Regions from separate parts of the Homo sapiens genome. Here all the other regions are linked to region 1. The links are chromatin contacts, found by Hi-C or POLR2A ChIA-PET in ENCODE. All regions are on one chromosome and are shown on one strand. The core of a region is the stretch at or near the end of the contact, and the rest is flanking DNA. Distances in the headings are between cores, read along the strand shown.

Region 1 (2,826 bases), core at 165-2,664:
TCTAAGCCTCATTTTTCATAGGCTTAATAATTGTACCCATGCTATTGTGGCAATAAAATGAAATAATGAATGTGGAGTGTTTAGGACAATGCCAACAAAATGTTATCTAACAACAATAGTAATTTACCAGTAAGATAATCCTAGCATGTATGGCAGTATCCTAGCATGAAGAAAACAAAAATGCCATTGAAAACTACTAAACTAAAGAGCCTTAAGTTTCATTCTTAGTAAAAGTATTTAATTCTCTCTCTGTTTCCCTCATGTAGTACTCTGGTTAACAGATCACTTATTCATTTTAAAAAGTTATGAGTAGCTACCATGTGTAAGATACATACGCATTTGTTGGTAATTAGAAACTGTATTGGGCTTTTCCTTTTATTTAGCTGTTATTTGCATATTAAAGTTTCAGGGTACTTCTCAAATGAAGGGTGATTTTAAAACCAAAGTAACACTTCTCTGTTGGGTGGGGCCTGTCCAGATAGCTCATCTTCCACATATGAGCCTTGGAAGATTCTGGGCAGACTTCTGATGGGCTGGGCAGGAGGAGCTATCCTAACCCTTGGGGCGGGGCTGTGTGGGACCACAGATTCACCAGCTGATTGCAGAAAGCCCTTGTTTTTTGAGTTATCCATGCCCCGTGGACTTGGTAAGCTTTACTCCCTGGTGTCACCAGAGTATACCAGCTACCTGGTTCCTGCTGCATGCTTGCAAATAACTTGGTTCCAGTGATTTCTCACGGAGGTGACTAAATCAATTGGTAGGCTTAGTGTTTGTGTATACAAAGACTTAGAACCTGTTTTGCGTGTGCGATTTTAGTTTCTGTGATCTTTCCAGTCATTATCGTCTACAAGCTGTTGGCCCTGAGAATTATTTACATTTTAATTAGGAGTGCTCAACCCCCTCTATGAGTAGAGTCAAGCAGCTTATTTACTTCCTACTGGCAGGCTTCTGAGGAAACAGCTTAGGCAAACTTGCTGAGCCATTGAGCCAAAATAAAGTCACTTGCAGAAGAGCAACACCATGTCCTCACTTCTTAGCTTTGCTTCTCTGCTGGGGCTTCTCATGGGGACCAAAACTGAAGTGAGCTGCTCTATGCAGCAATCAAACTACTGCCTCATTTTTTTTTTCTTCCCTTTTCTCTGGATGAAGCAAACTTTTTAATAGGTTTCATTTGCATATATAATTAGCACTCATTTTTTTAGCATAGCCAGGGAGTGAGTTTGTTCTCCACGTGCCTTTTCAGATAAGCTTATCCTTTTAATCACTTAAGCTTTTCCTTGTTTACAAAGAAATATTTTTACATACTATTCAGCCTCATTCCCCTTCTGAAACAGAGTAAACAGAAAGCAAACTTCCTTTGATGACAGACACATGACTGTCATTATGGGTTAGTCACTGAACTATGCTCTCATACCCACAAGAGCTACAGAGATGGGAGAACTTGTTTGCCCCAGCATTAAATAACCCCACAATGCTGCCTCTTGAGTTCTTGGTTCTGCCTTCATGTCTCTCCCTTCTCTGTCCAGCTGCCTGTCTCTAACTTTCTCTATTTCTAGAGAATAGAGAAAGTTATTTCTAATCTGCCAGAAACTAGGAAATCAGATAAGCCTGCTTCCTAGAACTGAGAAATCAGATAAGCCTGTTTCCTAGAACTAAATGTCTGACATAATGTTCTGTGAGAGAAGTGCATGAACTTCCATGCATACTTGGCTATTGCTTAGGATGCTTTTGGCTGCAAATAATTGAAAACGCTGATTCATCATGGCTTAAATAACAAAGAAATTTATTGCCTCCCAGAACAAGAAGACTCCAAGTAAGATACAATCCAGGAAGGGTACTACAGGCTGCATTTTACTCCTGGGGGATTCGACCAGCTCTGTCTTCTCCCACCGTTGGCTTCGTCTTCCAGCTGGTGGCAATATGGCTGCCGTGGTTCCAGGGCCACTCTAGATGCACCAATGTTCCAAAAAAGGAGAGAGAACATCAACTTCTGTGTGTCTTTTAGGAGAAGGAAACCTTTTCCAGAGGCTTGCCAGCTGACTTCCCCCAAAGAGACCAGAATTGCCCTTTCCTAAGTCAACCACTGAATAAAGGAATAGAATTCTCAAGGTTGACTTTGGCTAACTAGTATCCATCCTGGATCAAATTGAAATTCTCTTGGGAAAAAGAAGAGGAAAAGTGGACATTGGGAAGAAAGCAACGTATGTGCTAGAAATGAGAATTATTTGTCTGCTTATGATTTTATAACTGTATCTACAATGAGTTAAGACTTGGTGGAACAGATCGACTTTTAGAAAAGTGAAATATTATTTTAAAATCAAATCAAATGGTAACCAGAGATATTTAGTGAAAAACTAGCTTTGACATGAACCTAAAAATGGAGACAAAGTTTGGTGTTGCTTTCATGTGAATATTACAGCACTTGAATGATTCAACCTAGAGTTCATAGTGCATTACAAGGAAATGTACAAAGAAAGGGGCTGTTGAGAGGAAAGTGACACAGGTGACTGTGACTTCTTATGAAAGCCAGATACCCTTCAAATGTCTAAAGGCAAATATATTAAGTGACAGAAATGTCCCAAGAACAAATATTTTCTTCTTGGAGCATATTAGAAAGATCTTAAGATCTAGACCACTCTCTGGGGATAAGCAGCCATGGATATATTAGGCAAATTTGTTTGTACTTTGCTTCTTTCTTACAGCTCTGGAAAAACTTCTCCCTATATAGGGACCTCAAATTACCATCTCTTCAATTAACATAGGAATATAGATTAAATATTCTTCTGGATCCACTAATAAGCCCTGCTCATTTCACAGAGTTTAACT
Region 2 (2,826 bases), core at 232-2,731, 590 kb after region 1:
GTGCAGCAGTAACAGTTGACTAGTCATGAAGTACATGAAGGAAGATAAACCGGGAATCAGGGGCTTGGCCATTCAGTAGGGATGATCACACAAAGGTTAGGAAAGAGTGAGGAAAGAACGGGCAATAAAGTGAAGTTCATAAAGTCATGAGGCCAGGGATTGTGGTCACAAATTACAGGAAAACAGGAAGCTAGAATATCGTAACCTCGTTTTCAAGTTTCAAAAAGTTGCTATTGCTTATCTGTGAGCACCTGTAGCCTGCTAAGAATGTCTTCAACAATCCTCGTGTGGCATTTACTATATACTGGACACTAAGAGCTTCACTAATACTGATTTCTGTAACTCTTGCAACAAGACTGTGAAGTAGGTACTATTAGCTTCATACTTATTTCAGTTATGGAAACTGAGGCACAGAGTGGTCACACAGCTTACTCAAGATAGTGGGGGCAGTTGATGGCAGGGCCAAGATAAAACCGTGGCAGTCTGATCCCGTGTCCCTGCTCCTGGCCCCTCTGCTATGCTGCCTCTGGGTCGCAGAACCTTCCCTGGGAGAGGCGAGCTGGTTGGCACTCCTACTGCCCCGTCACCTCACCCCATCTATCTCACAGAGTGTCTGCACCTCACCCACCTGCTCCGAAATCATGTCTGTCTCACACCATAATTTAAAATAATGCTTCCTCAGAAAATGTTGTTGACCTCTCTTGTCTACTGTGTCTCCTTTTGCACTTGTGTCGTGCCTCAGTGGCATAGTGGAGTTAGCAGTGTTGGTTTTTGCCTCTTCAGGCAATCTGAGCTTGCACAAGCCACTTAGCCTCTCTAACTCCCAATTTCCTTATCTACAAAATGGTGCTAATGTTAACCTACACTTCTAAGGGTTGTTGTGAGGACTGAATGAGCTGTGTGTGAGTCAGTGGTGGTGGGCTGTGTAGATGTTGGTGATGGCATTTACAGATCAGCCTCCTCTCGAGGGAGCAGGTGTCTACACAGATGGGAAAACTGGGCTCTAAAACGTGATACCTAACTTCAGACAACTGCTGATCTTTCTCCTTCTCTGCTCACCTGTCAAGTGCTCTGCTGGAGATGTGGTCCCTTTCAGGGGACCCTGGCACTTCCCTCTTCCAGCTCCAGTTCCTTGAAACCTCAGGTCACCATTTGTGTATGCCCCTTTATGGGATTTCATGTCTGGAATTCCTGCTACCACTCCAATGCTCTTCACCTCCATCACACACACACCCACACGCACACACACAATTTTGGGTCGCTCCATTCTACTTTTTGGTTGTAAGACTTTGTATCAGATAGTTATTAAATGATTGACAATGGACAAAGATGTCATAAATGATAGTTTCACTAAGTTGCCATTCCAGACCTCCCTAGATTTGCAGCACCCTGTGACTGTTTGAGATTACCCAAGAAGAGCTGAGCTGTCAGGACGTACAGGGGCTCCTGGCTTTAGGATTGGGTGAAAGGAAGAAGTTGCACAAGACCCATTTTCTTCCCAGAAAACCCAGAGATGCCAAAGAGGTACCTCAGGAACCCCATTTGCCCTGGGGGTTGGGGAAATGTGGAGCTCTGGCTCCCTCATGCCTGTTTCTATCAAGGCAGCTTTATTTTATATATTTACAGATGGAAACTCTGGTGGGAAGTTTACTTTCAAGAATATGTACCAAGGTCAAAAAAAAAAAACATTTGGACTCATTGGACTAGACAATCTCTGAAGTCCCTTTGACTAAGATTCTTTAATCCTCAGAAGTGCAACATAGGGTAGGAGCTTTAGATTTTTAAAAATGAATTTAACTTTAAGAATTTGCTTTGGAATTTCACAACATTCCTTGAGGAATCTGTAGACACGCTATCATAAAATCAACTTTAGCAATCACTGCCTTTCTCTCCACTCTATTCTCTCCTGGGAAGAGTCAATGTGAATAAACAATTTCATCACCTAGAAAGTGGCCAGACTTTGAGGCCATCAATCTGTTCCTGTAAAATAAACATTCCCAGGAAGCAACCTTTCCCTGGAGGTACTTATCTAGCAGGGAGCCAGCTAGAGAGTGATTATTGAAATGTGAAAACTGTTTGAATAGAGAAGCTGGAATTGCAGTTTCTCCAGTTTGCTCTTTGTCAGTGGGCTTTAACTGATAAATGACAGTTTTAGCCACAGACTGAGGTGTTAGGTAATTTTGTTTATGTGGTGGAAAGTCATGAAGCACAATGAAGCTATTAGTAAAGCCTGGGTGACTTGAGTTTCATTTAACAAAATAGCCAAACAGATGTTCTTTCAAGGTTCAGTGTTCTCAAACACAGACGCGCTACTCACACCCCAGCTAGCCCAAGCATTTGCACAGCAAGTTGATTTCTCGCTGAACTAATTTAAAGAGTTGCAACACTTTTTTGAGGGAGAAATTGTACAAAAATATTACTAAAACCTTAGACTTTGTAGAATGCAGCAGAGGGCTTTATGAGCTAAGCAGTGCTGTCATTTTACATTCCTCTCTTCTGATTCTGTGATTCTGTGATTAAAGGCTATCTCTCATGTGATTAGACCACTGTTTCCCTCTCTTCTTATTGTTTCCCAGGATCTAACCCACTGTCTAGCACATAATAGATGCTCAATAAATATTCACTAAATGAAAGGGTTATTTTAATTGTTTCTATTCCACATAGTTTTCCATGGGGGACATTACAATAAATTATGGATTGTTAAGAGATGACCAAGAAATTTGGATGAAAATCACCCTATATCCCAGTCATATTTTTCTTAGCAGAGGTTTCTGTCAAGTTAAAAGCTATTACCATTTGTTGGCCAGGCATGGTGGCTCACGCCTG
Region 3 (2,826 bases), core at 115-2,614, 520 kb after region 1:
AGTAGCCCTACTTGAATAGTCAGAAAGAGGACCTAGTATTTAGAATAAGAGTACATTTTTGGACTCTTCTCCACCTCCCAAATTGAAGTTTATTGATGAATATAATCCTGGCATAACATATACAGGAAAATACAAAATTTATTCTTCACTGTCTATGCATTGACAGAAAGTCAGTATTTCTGAGGACTGAGGTCAGGTACCAGCTGAATCACCCAGATACTTAATGTAACCTAAGATTCTCATTGGAAACAAGCTATGGTGATTTTGCTTGTGGGAGGAGCATTCGGTCCAATTGTCATAGGTGACTAAGGACCTGATGAGACACAACGGAAATGGCTGGTCAGCTTTTGCAGAATCTGATAAGATAGCATCAAGACCAAAGCAGATGTTTTCAAAACAGTAGAGTTCTCCAAGGCATTGAAGCGTGGTTGACAGGTTATGTCTTGCACAAATGAACCAGACAGAAGGACAAGTGGGTGATGGAATCCAACCCACAACCCTCTTATGAAGCTATGTCTCCTAGGGTGAGACACCAAGGTTGCTTTATTTCATTGGATCCATTCCTAACCTCCAAAGAATTATTTTCCTCTCTGAGCCTTGAACAATAGCTTTGTTCATCACCAATGAAGCAGACATCTCATGACTGCTTACATGTCTGTGTTTTCTTTTAGCTTGTGAGTTTTTGAGAACAAAGGACCAGGAATCACCTTGACAAATGGGTTCTTGGTGAATGGGTTTTTGATGAAATGACCTGGAGGTGGAATTATCTCTTTCAACTTTGGATTCCCAATACTCAGCACAGTGTGTGGCATATAGCAGACCCTCCATAAGTGTTGGTAGAATTGAAAAACAGATACTTTTTTCTGTTTATAAAAGTAACACACTTTCATACTTGTTGTAAAAAAAATCAAAATACCAAATATAGAGGGAAAAAACAAATTTACCTTTTTTATCACATAAACTAATATGCGATTCAGTACATCAGTTCTGGAAACAAAAAAATAACAATGGCAATAATGACAACACATAAAAGTCTGTGAAATTTTGCCTGCGAGGGTAGGAACATACCTTCCCACTGCTTCAACAATACATTATGTGGCTGCTGAGCTGAACTGAAAGCAGAACTCCATCCTCTTCAACGTTTGTAATTGCTGTCTCTCCACTCCAAAGGCAGCCCCCAGCTCTGCAGCCCGTAAAGAAGCATGATCTACAGCAGTAGCCCTATGGCAAGTGAAATGATTTGGTAGGAGAGCCCCAGTGCTTTGATTATAGACAAAAGTGACGTCACTTTTGATAGGAGGTGTCATGATGGTGTTGTCACTTGAAGTGACTTCATATTTCTAATAAGTGCTCAGCTGAAAAATATGCAGAGAATGGAAAACACAAGTTATGCAACTGAGAGTTGTGACTTCCTGTTAAACTTAACGGAGGAGGTGAGAATAGAACAGTAAGAAAAACGATACTGAAATGCTTATTTTTAAATATATCGTTTCTTCTTTTGCTTTCACCACTATTCTATACTGCACACAAAATGTACCACAGTATCCATTTATTATATACCATATGCATAAGGAAAATAATATTTTAGATATGCAAGGAACCTTAATAATAATATGTATGCAACAAATAACCAGCAAAATTTATTTTTAGGGACATTCTATTGATTTATGGTCTCATTACCGTGATTTTGGCAAGACTTCAGGCTATAAATTTTATGCCTTGGCCAACTTTAAAATTATTTTAGCAGTTGAGTATTGAATACTATAACACTTAAGGATTGAGCTTTTCATTACGTTCACTGAAAATTATTCCTGTCTCTACCACAATTCAGGTAGATACACTAAGTCTAAAAAGTTACCTAAGTTGTAAAACAATTATGGCCCAGATTAAATTATAACAGCAGCTTCCTGTATATCACATCTTAGATCAGACCACAGTTTTCTTCAGAAACAATGTATTTTAAACATCAGATTTGATCAGCCATAAACTCTAGGGGAACCTCCTGTCTGTGGTGGTTGAGCAGAAGGGAGAGGCATATCAAAAATGATACATATGAAAACATGTTCTTTATATAAATCACTTTCTCTATTTCTGTAACATTTCTGTAATGTTCTCTGCTACTCTTGGGAGTACTCCCTGTACAAAAAGTGTACTTTTAAAAAATAAGGAATTTTCACAGATTTTCTTTATACTGGTTTCCGTAATTATTTTTTCTCTATCCTATTTCCCTGCTCCTTTTGATGAAACTCCAACTCGGAACACTCTCTAAATTTCATCTTTAACCTTTTTAATCTTTCTTCCGCATGATGACAAAAGACAAATTTGGCCCTAATGGTACCTAATTGCCTTCTTACATCTCCCTGTGAAGCCAAAAGTTTCCTTGAATCTCTTAAACCAATTCAGCCTTCTTCAAGTTTGACTACCTTGTATAAGTTTCTGAGCATATTTATATCCAATGCTGTTTCATTCTGTCAAATTCAGCACTTTTCCTTCTCTTCAATCCAATAAATTTGAAAAAGTGCTTTCTCCTGTGTCCCAAGCTCTGAACTATAACCCTGTTGGAGCTCTCAAGATCAAAGGAACAACTGTAATATAGGTACTAAGAGACAAGTTCAGATGCAAAGAAGGAAAAAATAGGAGAGATAATGCTTGTTCGGTGTGATTACTCACAGCAGTGAGATCAGTGCCTGGCAATAATTGCTGTTCAGTACAAATTTGTGGAACAAATGAATGAGTGGCACCAGTAATGTCTGCCAGCACTGGCTGTAATTGTATGGGCAGGATCTTCATAAGCAAAGGTGTGAGCAGGTGTTACAAGTGGGCAAC
Region 4 (2,826 bases), core at 117-2,616, 520 kb before region 1:
TCCTGACCTGAATAATATGGTGGCAACAAAGGTGGTGAGAAGGTGACAGATGTCCTGGGGGCCATGTCTATCCTCATTATTTCCCATTCCTTTCTATATTGTTATTGGTGTGAACAAAAATGTTACATGCCAACGCAAAGAAGGATATGGAAAAGGGAAGAAAAAGAAATAACCCCATCACGTCATTTAGCACTCGCCAAGTTCTCCATGCCCATTTAACATAAATGAATGTGTAGGTTTACTTTTAAGACATGAAAATGTGTCATAAAAAGCATTATTTTAAAAACCAAAGCCCATGCATTGAGCCTACTATATTCATCTAAAGTAATTTTCTCAGACTTTCAAGAGAGAAACAGATTGATGTACTTTTGGGGTTGTTAACTAGTGGCTTTTCAATAAAGCCTGAGTATATTGATGATTTTGTTTTTCACTTACCTTTTAAAATTTATACAATTTAAGTACCATCACTGGTATGGCAGTAAAAAATAAAATATAAAAATAGACAGCTCCATAATTTGGCCTTTAAATGGCTTCACATATTTATATTCTATGTAGGATATGTAACAGATTGTGACAACAGAATCAGATATAATCAAATTGCAGCCTTACAAATATAGCAAATATCATGAAACAGCTCCCTTCTGCTGACTCAAAGAGTGGGAGTTTCATTTCTTTCATTATATTTTTTCTGTAACAGCTTATCACTAGCAACACCTTTGGAGCATTTCTCCTTCTTTGTCAATGTAAATGTCCACACAATAGCGCTTTACCTATATTTGCCATCAATTTTCTCACATTGGATTTTCTACTCTGGAGACAACTAATTTGAGTAACTGGAAATATAAAGCCTATGGCTTCCACCTTCAGTTTCCCAGTTCACAGAGCAATATAGAAAGTCACTTCCAGATGCAGAAAGCCCAAGGCCCACCCATAGACTTTGTTCAGCCTCCGTGGTGCTCCTTAGCTTATTTCTCTAAAGCCTGCAGATTTTCATATGTGGTATTTGGGGAAAATCTTATTATCAATATATAAGCATCACTACAATTAAGCTCTGCTTGTTGTGATGTCTGAATATCAATAAGGACTCCAGTTCATCCTGAGAGTGACAGCCATTTAATTCACTCTGCCTGTCTAATCTTGGGCAAGGATTTAAAAGATGCTGTCAAATATTTGTAAACATGTCGTGCATTTTTCTTTCACAGAGATTCTTTTAAAGTGAGAAGAGTTATTTTCTGTTTTGTCTTGGATTATTGTTTGGTTTTTAAAAGCTCATTTAGCTTTTCCTCTTCTTTAATAGTAAATTGCAATTTTTTTTCCCCCTAAGACTCACAGGAGCTATCCTTCACTGTATTCATGAAGTGGGAGTAGTGCTGTACCAGTAGGGGGCGCTCATATCATACCTATTTTGTGGGTTGGCGAAAAGTAAATTTTGTAGGTTTGTGTAGTTAAGGGTGGAGCTATTTTAACTCTAAAGCCAACAAAGATTATGAGTTGGAATAGAAGTTATTTCCCCCTGTTGAAAAGTTAAACTTTGCTAAAGTTGTAAATCTTCACTATGGTACGAGTTTAAGTGGCTTTTGGTTAATGAAACTGCATGCTGTGGTTGATGTTTTCAGATAGCTTAATGTGGAGAATTTAAAACATATTAAAAGACTTTTTTCCTGATAGGTATTATCAAATTTTTTAATCCATAAATAACAGACACAGCACACTCACCCCTGATTTTAAGGGGTTTCTCATATTTGTTTCATGGCTGTAATTTCATGTAAACATGGCTGATGGTGATGTGAGTAGCAATGGACATAGAGTTCAACTTGTTTTTCTGGTAAGTGTCTCCTAAGTAAGTTTACTTTGGGGTCATTTGCCTTCTTCATTACATTGGCATCAAGTGTAGTCCCAAAGGCATCAAGATCATGATTAGCTAACTTTCACCAACATCAGTAAGGAAGCAGCCTGAGGCATCCTTCTATTCCTTTTTCTTCTTCAAGGTTGTTATGTTTGTCCTTTGAGTTGTCAGCACCCTTCAAAACGCTCTCTGTAATTTTAGAACCTTTAATATGGTGAACATCAAGCATCTCATCATGCCAAATGTAATTTTCCACACCCCCAGCATTTAATGTGTTCACAGGAAATGAAAAAAGAATCACACTTCCTCTCTTTGCTTGTTCCTTATGCTTTATCGAACACCATTTTAATGCCAGGCACAGAGTGAGAGACCAGAGATTAAAAAATAAAAGATGAACAGGGCTTATCACTGCCCACAACAAACTCATGATCTAGGCAACACATTATTTTGTGTACTGGGGAAAGGATGGCTCCAAAGCCTGTTTTCTTTAACAGAAGAAAAGGACACAGTTGTCTCCAGACTGGTCCACATGTTTAACTTTCACATCGTTCCTGACTCAAGCAAGTTGACTAATTGCTTACACTATACATCCCAAAATTGAAAGTCTTTAAATTTGGAAGTGCATTATGCCTGCCTTTAGATGGACATGGCTTATGGATTCACTTATGTCATACAATTTTCTTGCAAACTACTATGCTGTTTCAGGCCGGTGAGGTGGCTCATGCCTGTAATCCCAACACTTTGGGAGGCCGAGGAGGGCAGACCACTTGAAGTCAGGAGTTCAAGACCAGCCTGGCCAACATGGTGAAACCCTGCTAATGAAAACACAAAAATTAGCTCTGCATGGTGGTGGGTGCCTGTAATCCCAGCTACTAGGGAGAATCGCTTGAACACGGAAGGCGGAGGTTGCACTGAGCCAAGATCACGCCACTGTACTCCAGCCTGGGTGACAGAGCAAGACCCTGTCTCAAAAAAATAAA

What was found. Hi-C counts contacts between places; a loop is a spot of excess contacts on that map. ChIA-PET counts read pairs that join two places held with the same protein, here RNA polymerase II (POLR2A). Pooled maps may share reads with other maps.
Region 2: a loop to region 1 is called in a pooled map, with 2.6 times the contacts of the local background. The contact joins two enhancer-like sites. A Hi-C loop is called at or near these places in 3 of 50 pooled maps. POLR2A ChIA-PET finds 5 or more read pairs at or near these places in 2 of 52 experiments (BJ and RWPE1).
Region 3: a loop to region 1 is called in a pooled map, with 4 times the contacts of the local background. The contact joins two enhancer-like sites. A Hi-C loop is called at or near these places in 2 of 37 single-sample maps with no recorded cell type and 9 of 50 pooled maps. POLR2A ChIA-PET finds 5 or more read pairs at or near these places in 1 of 52 experiments (activated CD4-positive, alpha-beta T cell).
Region 4: a pooled map shows a loop between it and region 1 (2.4-fold over the local background). The contact joins two enhancer-like sites. A Hi-C loop is called at or near these places in 1 of 50 pooled maps. POLR2A ChIA-PET finds 5 or more read pairs at or near these places in 2 of 52 experiments (OCI-LY7 and activated T-cell).

Annotation. Positions count from the first base shown.
Region 1 is chr2:191,636,444-191,639,269 of GRCh38, reverse strand. It overlaps LOC124905959 (a long non-coding RNA gene), which reads right to left. Exons shown (of 3, transcript XR_007088692.1): 3 at 1,767-1,946. Among named protein-coding and RNA genes, the nearest start is that of NABP1, 40 kb to the left of the region's middle. Within about 2 kb of position 1,414, at least 11 of the 41 ENCODE cell types and tissues checked have a DNase peak (open chromatin) inside an H3K27ac peak, as active enhancers do.
Region 2 is chr2:191,049,451-191,052,276 of GRCh38, reverse strand. The region is part of intron 14 of STAT4 (signal transducer and activator of transcription 4); the gene reads left to right. Among named protein-coding and RNA genes, the nearest start is that of STAT4-AS1, 29 kb to the right of the region's middle. Within about 2 kb of position 1,481, at least 3 of the 41 ENCODE cell types and tissues checked have a DNase peak (open chromatin) inside an H3K27ac peak, as active enhancers do.
Region 3 is chr2:191,113,114-191,115,939 of GRCh38, reverse strand. All of the region lies in intron 3 of STAT4 (signal transducer and activator of transcription 4), which reads left to right. Among named protein-coding and RNA genes, the nearest start is that of STAT4, 36 kb to the left of the region's middle. Within about 2 kb of position 1,364, at least 5 of the 41 ENCODE cell types and tissues checked have a DNase peak (open chromatin) inside an H3K27ac peak, as active enhancers do.
Region 4 is chr2:192,161,176-192,164,001 of GRCh38, reverse strand. The region is part of intron 4 of TMEFF2 (transmembrane protein with EGF like and two follistatin like domains 2); the gene reads left to right. Among named protein-coding and RNA genes, the nearest start is that of TMEFF2, 32 kb to the left of the region's middle. Within about 2 kb of position 1,366, at least 3 of the 41 ENCODE cell types and tissues checked have a DNase peak (open chromatin) inside an H3K27ac peak, as active enhancers do.